2 separate regions of the Homo sapiens genome follow, and region 1 is linked to region 2. The links are chromatin loops, found by intact Hi-C in ENCODE. Cell type or tissue: Panc1. All regions are shown on one strand. Links, peaks and the distances in the headings refer to the core of each region. The heading gives the core; the rest is flanking DNA. Region 1 has its middle 51 kb from the start of LINC01427. Region 2 has its middle 88 kb from the start of LINC00261.

Evidence for each region. Peaks named below come from ENCODE experiments on the same cell type or tissue, not always from the same donor. Only the 100,000 strongest peaks of a DNase experiment are listed, where the experiment ranks them.
Region 1: it touches region 2 in a loop (5-fold over the local background); 3 of 110 quality-filtered maps call a loop at or near these places.

The regions. Positions count from the first base shown.
Region 1 is chr20:22,330,980-22,336,360 of GRCh38, reverse strand. No RefSeq gene overlaps it. Among named protein-coding and RNA genes, the nearest start is that of LINC01427, 51 kb to the right of the region's middle. RefSeq lists an enhancer at 1,896-2,190. In Panc1, for the core only: a CTCF peak has its summit at 2,021 (motif pointing left); a DNase peak (open chromatin) is centred at 2,033; H3K27me3 peaks cover 608 bases.
Region 2 is chr20:22,487,857-22,493,237 of GRCh38, reverse strand. No RefSeq gene overlaps it. Among named protein-coding and RNA genes, the nearest start is that of LINC00261, 88 kb to the left of the region's middle. In Panc1, for the core only: CTCF peaks have their summits at 335, 536 (motif pointing left) and 2,851 (motif pointing left); no DNase peak of the experiment used is centred there; H3K27ac peaks cover 2,016 bases.

The sequences.
Region 1 (5,381 bases), core at 53-5,052, 160 kb after region 2:
CGCAGTCTCAGCGGGACCAACATAATCCTGATATTCTCTCCTAGGAACTGCAAGGTCAAGCTCAGAAATATCTTTTCCCACTCAAACCCACCCAACAAGAGAGCTGTACTTGACAGCCAGGTTCTGGGGGTTTCCCAGAAGGTTATTAAACAATTTAAGAAGTAAAAATTAAGAAATAAATAAATAAAGGAAGAAAAAAATACAGGGAGGAAGGACAAAGGAGAAAGAGAGAGAAAGAGGAAGCAAAGTCAGGGAAACAGAAAAAAAGAAGGAAGGAAAGAAAAAATGAAAGGAGGGAGGAAGGGAGGGACAGAGAGAGGCAGGGAGGGAGGGAGGAAGCTGGGGACTTGATTAAGAATATCTAGAGTTCCTATTAGTAGTATTTGATTCTTACAACAAGCTGGCAGTTGGTAGAAAGGACACTTTTGCAATAGAACCTCTGCTAAAGACAGATTTGTTAGTAGAGGTGAAAAGTCTCCCAAAAGCCCCTTTCCCATAGACCCATTCAGTGAATCTGGCATAGAGAATTTCAGATTCCCCATGAAACCCAAAAGCAATTATCTGAGATTAGCAGGAGATCAGAAACAGCTTACCTCAAGTATTGTTTTCTAAACCCAGAGGGCTGGAGAAATTATTATCTGGTAAGAATTCTAAAAACTCTGAAACTGGTAACATTTGTTCAGACTGGAGGGAGAAATATAAGACCATGACAGGACAGACATACCATTGATAGCAGAATATGGTTGGAATGGACTTTTCTGAGATCTGTTTTCATTTCTGAAAAGTGCACAAGGACCCCAATGAGAGCTCTGTCTTAGCTCTTGGATAACTTCTCAGCACCAGGTGGATGAGAGAAAGGTTTGTTGAGGCTCAATACCAAAAAATTGATGTCTGGAAACAGCTCAGTGATGTCTGCTTACATCACATGGTCATGCTTCAGATATTTCAAAAAGACTGTGCTGTTGGAAGGAGAGCACGTGGTCTTTTTTTTTTTTTTTTTTTTTTTGAGACTGAGTCTCGCTGTATTGCCCAGGTTGGGCTCACTGCAACCTCCATCTCCCGGGTTCAAGGGATTCTCCTGCCTCAGCCTCCAGAGTACCTGGGATTACAGGTGCCCACCACCACGCCCAGCTAATTTTTGTATTTTTAGTAGAGACAGGGTTTCACTATGTTGGCCAGGCTGGTCTCGAACTCCCAACCTCAAGTAATTCGCCTGCCTTGGCCTCCCAAAGTACTGGGATTACATGTGTGAGCCACTGCGCCTGGCCCCACACAGTCTTTTAAAGTAAACTAACTCAAGCCTCTGAAAGATAGCAAAGGAACAGTAAGTATTGGGCCAGATATGAAATTAGTCATTTAATTGTGATAAATTCCTTTAATTTAAATATCATCGCATGTATATTTTATGAGATAAGATGAGATTTGCAAGTGAAAGTCTATAAAAATGGTAAAGAGCTAAGAAGAATTAAGGTCATGAAGGTTTCTAAATGTTTTCCAGGCCACCGACGACATGAATAGTTTACTTATAACCATTGACATGGTACTTCTGGTGAAATTAGGACCACTCAGAGTGTTCTCTTATTTCAGATCAGGCATCACTTGGTTTAGATATTGGACTCCTGACAGCCCTAGTGTGGCATGAAATGCCTGGTGACCGATGCACTCTAACAGTGTGCTTCTTCCAGAGGAAGCAAGGTGGTGGTCCCCTGGCCCCCAGCTGATTCTCCAGGGCAGGCAGGGGACTGACTTCAAGCCGGTCCTCTGAATTCCCCAACCTGAATGGAAATAACATTTAAATCTAACTCCTAGACTGGCTTTTCTGGCTAGAAGAATCTCACCTGAAAATCTCTTTTATCTCAATAACAAAATATCAGATCACGTTTATTATTGTATTTACAGAAATTACAGATTTGGGCAGACATTTATTATATTTGGTGTAAGCTGGCAATTGAGAGGCTGTGGGTTGGTTTTGAAGTGGGCTCTAACACAGATGTTGTTCTATGGAGCCCCCACGTGGACACGCATAGGTATAACCGCTCTGCAGCGCACCCTCATCTTAAGGAAAAAGGTCCCGTCTGTGTCTGAGGGTGTCTCCTGAGCCATCAGGAGAAACATGCACTGTGCTGTGATGGAAAGGATTGCCATTCTTAAAAGCCAGACCTCACGGAATCAGAGTTAACACTGACGGGTGAAAAAAAATGGGCTGAACCTAGGTGAAATTGGCATTTTCAGCCACACATTCGTGTAGGATTGAATATGCTCTTCTGCAGCCGATTCCTCGCACAGTCCGACATTCCCCACTGGCCGCGTTCTGACTGGCGCACCTGCGTTCTCACCGTGACCAACCTGTTTGCATCGTGGAGTAGATGATCTGTTCCTTGAGCAGACCTTTTCCTAGAACGTAGCAATCTCTCTAGAGTTGAAAATAAGTTCTGCACATGCTCACTTCATCCAGTGCACATTTGATCTTCTGAACAACAGCATTAAACAGCTTTTGCTGTTTTGTAAGATTTTTGGAAGATAATTCAATACTCTAAATCAATCAGGTGTTGGCAAAATACAGAGAGTAAATATTTTCGGCTGGTAGGTCAAGAGGGAAAATTCCAGAATATTATCTAGGTACTTATATAACCATTTCAAATGTAACCATTCAAAAGCACCATTTGAGTTTCCAGGCCATCAGGAAAGAGGTGGCTGGCTTGATCTGGCCTGTGTGTCCTAGTTTTCTGATTTGTGACCTAGAATATGATTTCTTATGCAGGTTAGTGTAAAAGTGTTGTAACTAAATGTTTTTGCAAATATGGCAGCTCTTTTGTTTTCAAAACAGTCCATCCTCACAGTGGGCAAAGACAGTGGTTGTCCTTTACCTCACAAACCAGAGTTTGGCCTCTTGGGCCACGGGAAGGGTTCTTGTATTAGCCTTGCCTATTTCCTGAGCACCTGCTATGCCCTAGTGAAGCCAGATGTCTACGTCCTATCTCTGAAAGATACGACCCTCCAATTGGTAAAGCGAGAGGACTCACCTGAGGAGATGATGAACAAGCAGATGTTAGTCCAGACTGAGCAGAGGCTTGTAGTGGGCTGGTCTATCCACCCAGGATGCCACGACACGGAGGACAGGAATTATATTTGGCTGACTTTGGCCACAAATACTTGCACTCATGTATTCATGCGTTAATACTAACGGAGAATCTACTTTGTGCTCGCACTGTGCCAGGTGCCGGGATAGAGAGGTGAGCAAGGCAGAGAAAGCACTGGATACCACATAGTCTACATTTATGTAGGGCAAAACCAACAACACACAAGTGGACACAACTTCAAGATGATTTCAAATCGTGATGTGCACTGGAAGAAAGTAAAATGGGGTGATGTGACAGTGTCACTGGAACGGGGGGTTGAGGCTGGAACTTTAAAAGAAGCAGGTTATGAGAAAGAGCAGGAATACTGAACAGCAGAGCTACTGCAAAGGCCCTGAGGTGAGTTAGGGGGATTTGCATCAGGAAGCCTTCTCCAGAGCAGGATGTGTGGTGGAGCTGGAGGCATGGGATGAGAAGGGACTGAGAAATGCTGCCTGGAGAGTGAAGTCTTCTAAATCCCGGGAAGTGGTGTGAGCAAAGGCACTGGATTCTGGAGCAATAGTAATGTGGGAAACAATCAATAGATCAGGCTGGCGGGCACCAGTGTTTGGAAATGTAGGAGTGTATGGTAACAAGCAAAAATGGAGGGCTGGCACAGAGGAAAGCGGTGGGCCACAGCCGAGAGCTCAGACCCTGTCCTGGAGGTGATAGAAAACCAGCCAGGAGGCTGTCCAGCAGTGAGTTCTGGCAGATTCACTGTTCAGGATGGGTTGAAATGGAAGGAAAATGGAAGTTTTTTTTTTAAACGATTTTGTGATCTCTAAATTTAATCAAAGCTCTGGGTCTGGGAAGGCAAAGCACCAACAATTCCCTGAGGCATTTTGGGCGCCTTGGCATGGATGGACCCCCAACTGCTCTGCACTGGGGAAGACGACTCCTGTGACTGACTCTGCCACCCTGGGCCCAGAAGCTTGGTTTTGATTCTCTGGAGATGAAACTCCAACATGTGGCTCAGAAAGCTCCAAGGACAAAGGGTCCACATTATATCCATAGGTATTTCCAGATCTGGTAGAAGGAAAAGAGAAAAAAAAGAAGGACTGAGGGAGCTGCCCACGTGGGGCCACTGGGTCAGGACCCAACATCTTAGGCTCCAGCCTTGGCTTTAGGACTTGCTATGCTGTGGAACCTCTGAGTAAGTGACTTAACCCCTCTGGGCCTTGGTTCCCTCTCTGCCTAGGCTCTTCCAACCCTGATTCCTAGAATATAGAGCAAGGATTGGTGTTGATGTGTATCCACTGAAATTACTTGGGAGCTTTAAAAAAATACCAGTTCCTGGCCTCACCCTAGAAGAGCTGAACCAAAGCCTCTGGGGGAGGGGCCCTCCATTTTCCACTGTAAAGCTGATGATGCTAATTCACAGGCAGGGTTGAGGGCCATGAGGCAAAGGTGCCAGGGGGTAACCAGCATTCTGTGTTCCCAAGGGAGCATCAATGTCTAGACCAAGTTGGAGAATACACAGCGCTCATCTCCGCTCCCTCTGATGGCTGCAAAGGAGACCTCGTGAGGTGGGACTGGTAGTGCTGTAAATTCATTTCATTATGATTTTTGTCATTAAAATGTAAATGGGTTTATTTATTTGTACATTATATGATATTAAACAGAGAGCCTGAAGGCTCTAAAGTGTATCATTTCTTTGCCTAACCCCACTGTTTCCTGCAGCTCATGCCCTGGAGTCTTAGAAAGGGGAGCGGGTGAGACTGTCCAGCCACACCTGGCTCTGCACGGAGGATAGGTCCTCAGACCTGGCATCAGGGGCTCATCTGGTGCCCAGAGGGTCAGGTCTAACTGGGATAAAGGTTAACTTTAATGTGTTGTCTCTGCATCTGAGAAAAACCCTTTATAGGGTTGTAGTTACGGTCTTAGAAAATTCTGCAAATCTGCAAATCTGCTCAAGGAGGAAGGTCACAGTGGGAAGGTTCTCCAGAGTTCACGGAAGGTGGGAGATTCGGGCATTTTGAGGGGCAAGTGGGAACAGTTTCTTCCTGCTCCAGCAATGCCGTCACTTCCCTCCGTGCCTTGCTCTCATTCCTGACTGCCTGTGCTTTGCTGGTTCTCTGTGTCTCACTTCTCCTCTTACGTGAGTTTAGGAGCCTGGTTTACCACCAAGGAAGGACCAAAAGGAGGAGGCTCAAGAAAAACCACTTTAGCTCCACTGAAGAGAGAGTGCTGGCCGGGCCTGAGGCCACACAGGACAGTAGAAGATCCCTACCTATTCATCTTTGTTTCATGACATGTGACATCTTA
Region 2 (5,381 bases), core at 282-5,281:
GATTCATTCTAACTATATTTTTGTACCCATTGACCATCTCCCCTTTCCCACTCCCCCACTCCCATTTTCCAACCTTTGGTAACTATCATTCTACTTCAAAGATGGAATTTTTAAAAAGTAGAGTCAACTCTAACCTTATGTACAAATCTGTGGTTGAAGAGCTTGTGATCAAATGGAATAGAGAGGTTATAAACTGTGTTCATGCTACCTGTATGAAGAGCATTTAAAAAAATAAAAGCCGATGACACTATGGAGCTGCTCATTATGTTAAAACTGATAACATTATTTGAATTGGGTGCCTTCCACATTCTAACATCCAGGACCTCTGAAATCATCAGCTTTTCCTTCCTCTGGAGAGTTTTCAGATCTGGGGCTAACCTCTGCCAGGATGAAAGTACTTAGGCATTTCTTCATACAGCAGTGAAATGCCATACACTTTCTCTCCCTGAGCTGTGTTTTTTTGTAGTACATGTTGTGCCTTCTGAACTGCTTCTCAGTGGCAGGAACCATATTACATCTGTCTTTGCTCCCTCTAGAGCCAAGTGCTCTGCAGTACATAGAAGGTGCCCAGTAAAATTGAGGGAGGATGGACAATTTCCTTAAGAATGAAACCAGGCCACAAGGTGCATGAAGTAGCATGCAATGGCAAGCTGTCACTCCATCCCGAAATAGTGGCCACACAATCACATCCTTCTGGGATCTATTGATCCGTCTGTTGTTTCACTTCCAAGTCAACTTTTGCTTCCTCATTTGCTAAAAAAAAAAAAAAAGATAGCAATACAATTTGACATCATCCAATATGCCCTAGATGTTGTAAAGATCAATTGGATATGATCTTTAAAGGTATTTTGACGCTGGAGAAAGGGAGATATGAGAACCATTGGCAGTACCATGCATTTAGTGTAATACGTTTACTGGCAATGCCTTTATATATCATCAGCAGCCATCAGCAAAATTTTCATGTGTACAGTTCCTAGAAAAAAATCTCTGCTCTTTAATTCCCTCAAACTTTAAAATCTCTATTCTTTATTAAGCCAGGTTTCAAAGATGCTGATTTGCTTGTTTTCAACTACTCTTAAAGGACAATGGTGCATTTGTGGTTTATGTTTTTGAGAAGGCTAGTGGTAAGATGGTAGCACAAATCTGAAGAACATTTTGAGCACGCTGGAGGCCAAGCATAAAATCAGAAGGTTGGGATATCTCGTTCTTGGGAGGGTGGTGATTTCAAATAAAAGAACCGAATTTGGGAGACCAATGTGGGCAGATCACAAGGTCAGGAGTTCAAGACCAGCCTGGCCAATGTGGTGAAACCCCATCTCTACTAATAATACAAAAATTAGCCAGGAGTGGTGGCATGCGCCTGCAGTCCCAGCTACTCAGGAGGCTGAGGCAGGAGAATTGCTTGAACCCAGGAGGCGGAGGTTGCAGTGAGCCGAGATCGCACCACTGCACTCCAGCCTGGGCGACAGAGCAAGACTCCATCACAAAAGAAAAAAGAAAAAAAAAAAAGAACTGGTAGCTGGAAGGTTTTAATGTGGTTCTCATTCACCCTAGCTCCAGTCATGTTGACACACAAGCTACTTACCATTAAGGATGTTAAGGTGAGGTTTTCTATTTAAAAAAATTGCTGTCAGGGACACCTGCATTTTACTTGCTGAGTGGAAATATTAGAATATACCCGTGGGTGACTCTCTAAGCTAAGTTTTGGAAAGAAAACACCCCACTGATGTTAGGGCAAAACAATCCATCCTTGGTACACATCCAAACAAACAAAAAAAAAATTCAGCTTAGCTTTCTAATTTTTTTTTTTTTTTTCCTAGCTGGGGGAAGGATGACACAGGGGAAGAGAGGATTATGGGCTTTATAATCACACATTTCCTAGCCTTGCTTCGCTGAACTCAGGCAGATGCTTTGCAGAAACGTGCAGGATTCCAGGCAGGTGGGTGATCAACCAGAACAAGGCCTAAGGAGTGGGGGCACAGCGGGCAGCAGGAGGGAGCTCAGGGGGCAGGCAGGCTTCAGGTTGATGGCAGCACCTGGGTCCAGGCTGGGCTCTGGGCTCTGCCAGGGAGCCTGGAGCCAGGGGTCTCATTAGTACCTGGCTAGGACTGCAGCCGGCTGATGGCAAATACAGGCTATCAAAGCCCTGTCAGCACTCCTGAATGGGACAAAGAAAAGGCGCATTAATGATTAACTCTGCTAAAAGCTCCGGCTTTTGTATTCCCATGGTGCCTGGCCTATCTGGCTGCCATGTGACCGGCCCGGGCCATTTTCTCGCAGATTGGGGAAAGCTAGTGAGCAAACACAGGTGGTTCTGTGTCGGCCGCGCTGTCAGGGACAACCGCGGACAGCACCAGCTATGCCTGGTGAAATTAGCTGCTGTGTTTGCCTCCAGTTTTGCTTCCTGGTGCTCTTACTTTCTAAGTCGAATGTCATTTTGCCACTCATTTTCAACTATTCACAGGAGGTGCTAAAAAGGGGGAAAAGGCCCCCACGCAAAAATGGGAAAGGGAGACACACAACATCATGTTCTTTGAACTCTGCAATAACGTTTGGCGACCAAAGGCGAGGGCAGGGTAAACTAATTAAAACCTCTCAGGTCTTTAACTTTCTGCAAGAGCAAATTTATTCTTCTCAAAGGGAATTATTTTAGTGATCCTGACCAAATAAGCAAGCTACAACAATGACGTCATAAGCCTGCTGGCATGGACCCAGCTCGGCTCCCTGTGCCATGGGGCCTGGAAGAACCTGCTTTTTAAAATGGGCCGTGGCACTAGCGCCCACCCGTACAAGCCGGGCAATGAGAGGGTGCCCTTCCAAGTCTGACCCTGCCTATTCGTGGTTCAGAGTCAAGGTCCCTCTAGTGGCATTATTTGTTTAAATGCATTTCTTCCTTGGTCTACATCAGACAGACCTTCTTTTTCCTGTTCAAATATTTATATGTGTGTATTATTGCACGCGGCTTCAACTGCTCCCAATCACACCAGCGGCCATAAAGCACAGATTATCAGCATGAGGTGATAAAGGCCCTTTGAGTCAACACCAGAAATGAAGAGAAAATGAAATAAAGTTATAAAAAGAGGACAGCATAAATGTCTACAAAGAGTATATCAGTCTGCAGATATTCAAGCAATTAGCTACAATAGGAAAGACATTTTATCCAAACTAAAGTACCGCTGACATGATTAACAACGTTTGATATTTAAATATAACATTCTGCCAGATTCCCAGTTAAGAAAGAGGGCACTTGCGAAGTCTTTGGATTGGAATGCAGTTAGTTCAGTGTTAGTGAATATCAGCTCAAACACAGCCGTGGTGTGTGCTGCGTTGCTTTCCAATGGACGCTGACCACAGAATAAATGTGAGCAGTCTCTAGCCCCAAATGGCAGGGTGAGGCTGCTGTAATCTCTCAGCGCTGTTGGTTTGAGGTTTGTAGTGGTGTTTATTCTTGCTCCTTCCTCGTGGTTCCTAAACTTTTGATTTTTGTGAAATGAAGGAAATATGGTTATAGGCCCCAGCTGCAGGGGAGACTTGGTTGCCCCTGGGTATAAGCACCTCAGTGTGGATTTCCATGTCATCAAGCAATTTTAGCAGATACATTTTTTTGAAGGGGGCTGACAGTAATTGGTTTTTCTTTGCAAGTGCTGATAGGCAGGCAGTGGTGTCACTCTTGCCCGAATTACTTAGAGCACAAGCATCATACATAAAAACCCTTTATTTATTTGTTTATTTATTTATTTCAAACCAAAAATAAACAATTATGAAGAGCATGTGGCCAAAATGAAAACTCAGCTTTTGGTTTATTTCCAATGCCTCCTTGCTCTCCAACATCTTTATGTTGTTTATCAAAACCATAAGTTAGTTCTGTGAAAATCAACATACTGACAAACCTTTAACTAGATTGACCAAGAAAAAGAGAAAAGGTGAACACCATCAATCAATACCAATTTTGGCCATATCCCGGGCAATAAAACAAATCTCAAAAAATTATAAGAATTGAAATCATAGAGAGTGTGTTCTCTGACTGCAATGTAATAAAAATAGAAATTAATAACAGAAAGATAAGAGGAAAATCTTCAAATACTTGAAAACTAGACAATACACTTCTAAATAACACATAGGTCAAAGAGGAAGCTCCAAGTTAAAAAAAAATTGAACTGAATAAAAATGAAAATATACATCAATGTTTGTGGTACACAGCTAACGTGGTGCTAAGAGAGACAGACATTTATCATTCATAGTACTAAGTGCACACATTAGAAAAACAATTCTCAGCTCAATAATATAAGCTCCTACCTCAAGAACCTAGAAAAAGAAGAGCAAATAAGTCCAAGGCAAGAAGAAGGGATAAATTAATAAAAATACAGTCAGTACTGAATGAAAGTGAAAGCAGAAAGCAATAAAGAAAATCAATGAAAAAAAGAGTTGATTCTTTAAAAAGATTAATAAAACTGACACACCACTAGCAAGACTGACAAAGAAAAGGAGAGAAGACACAAAATACCATCTCAGGAGTGAAGCAGGAGAAATCACTACAGACCTTCCAGACAGCAAAGGATAGAAAGGAAATACTATAAACAACTCTACACACATAAGTTTGACAACTTAAATGAAATGGGCAAATTTCTTGAAAAAAAAAAAACGTAATTTACCCAATATGAAACAGAAAATTTGAATACTTTTATAACAATGAAGGAAATTGAAATTTTAATTTAATAACTCCCCAAAAGAGAAGTCTCCAATCCCAGATGGTTTCAATGGAGAATACTACCATATGGGTACAGCAGAATTAACACCAATTCTATACAATGTCTTCCAGAATAGAGAAGAGAGAAAACACTTTCCAATTTATTTTATGAAACTAGTATTACCTTGATACCAAAACCAGACAAGGGCAGTTCAAAAATAAAATTATAGACCTTCATGAATGTAAACAAAAAATCCTTAACAATATATTAGCAAATAAAATGCAGTGATAGATAGAAAGAATTATACACCACTACCAAATGGGTTTTATTCCCAGGATAGAAGGCAGGTTTAATATTGAATGTTAATCAATGCAGTTCACCATACTAATAGATTGAAGAAGAAAAATCACGTGATTATATCAATCTACAGAGAAAAGCTACTTGACAGAATTCAGTGCCCATTAATGATAAAAGCTCTCAGAAAAATAGGAAAAGATGACATCCTTAACTTGACAAAGACCACTTACAGAAACCTACACCTAGGATTACTTAATTGAGAAATACTGAACACTTTTCCTAAGATTGGGAACAAGGAAAGAATGTCCACTTTCACCACTCTTATTCAACATTCTGCCAGAGCTTCTAGCCAATGCAACAAGCCAAGAAAAGTAAATAAAAGACATACATATGAGA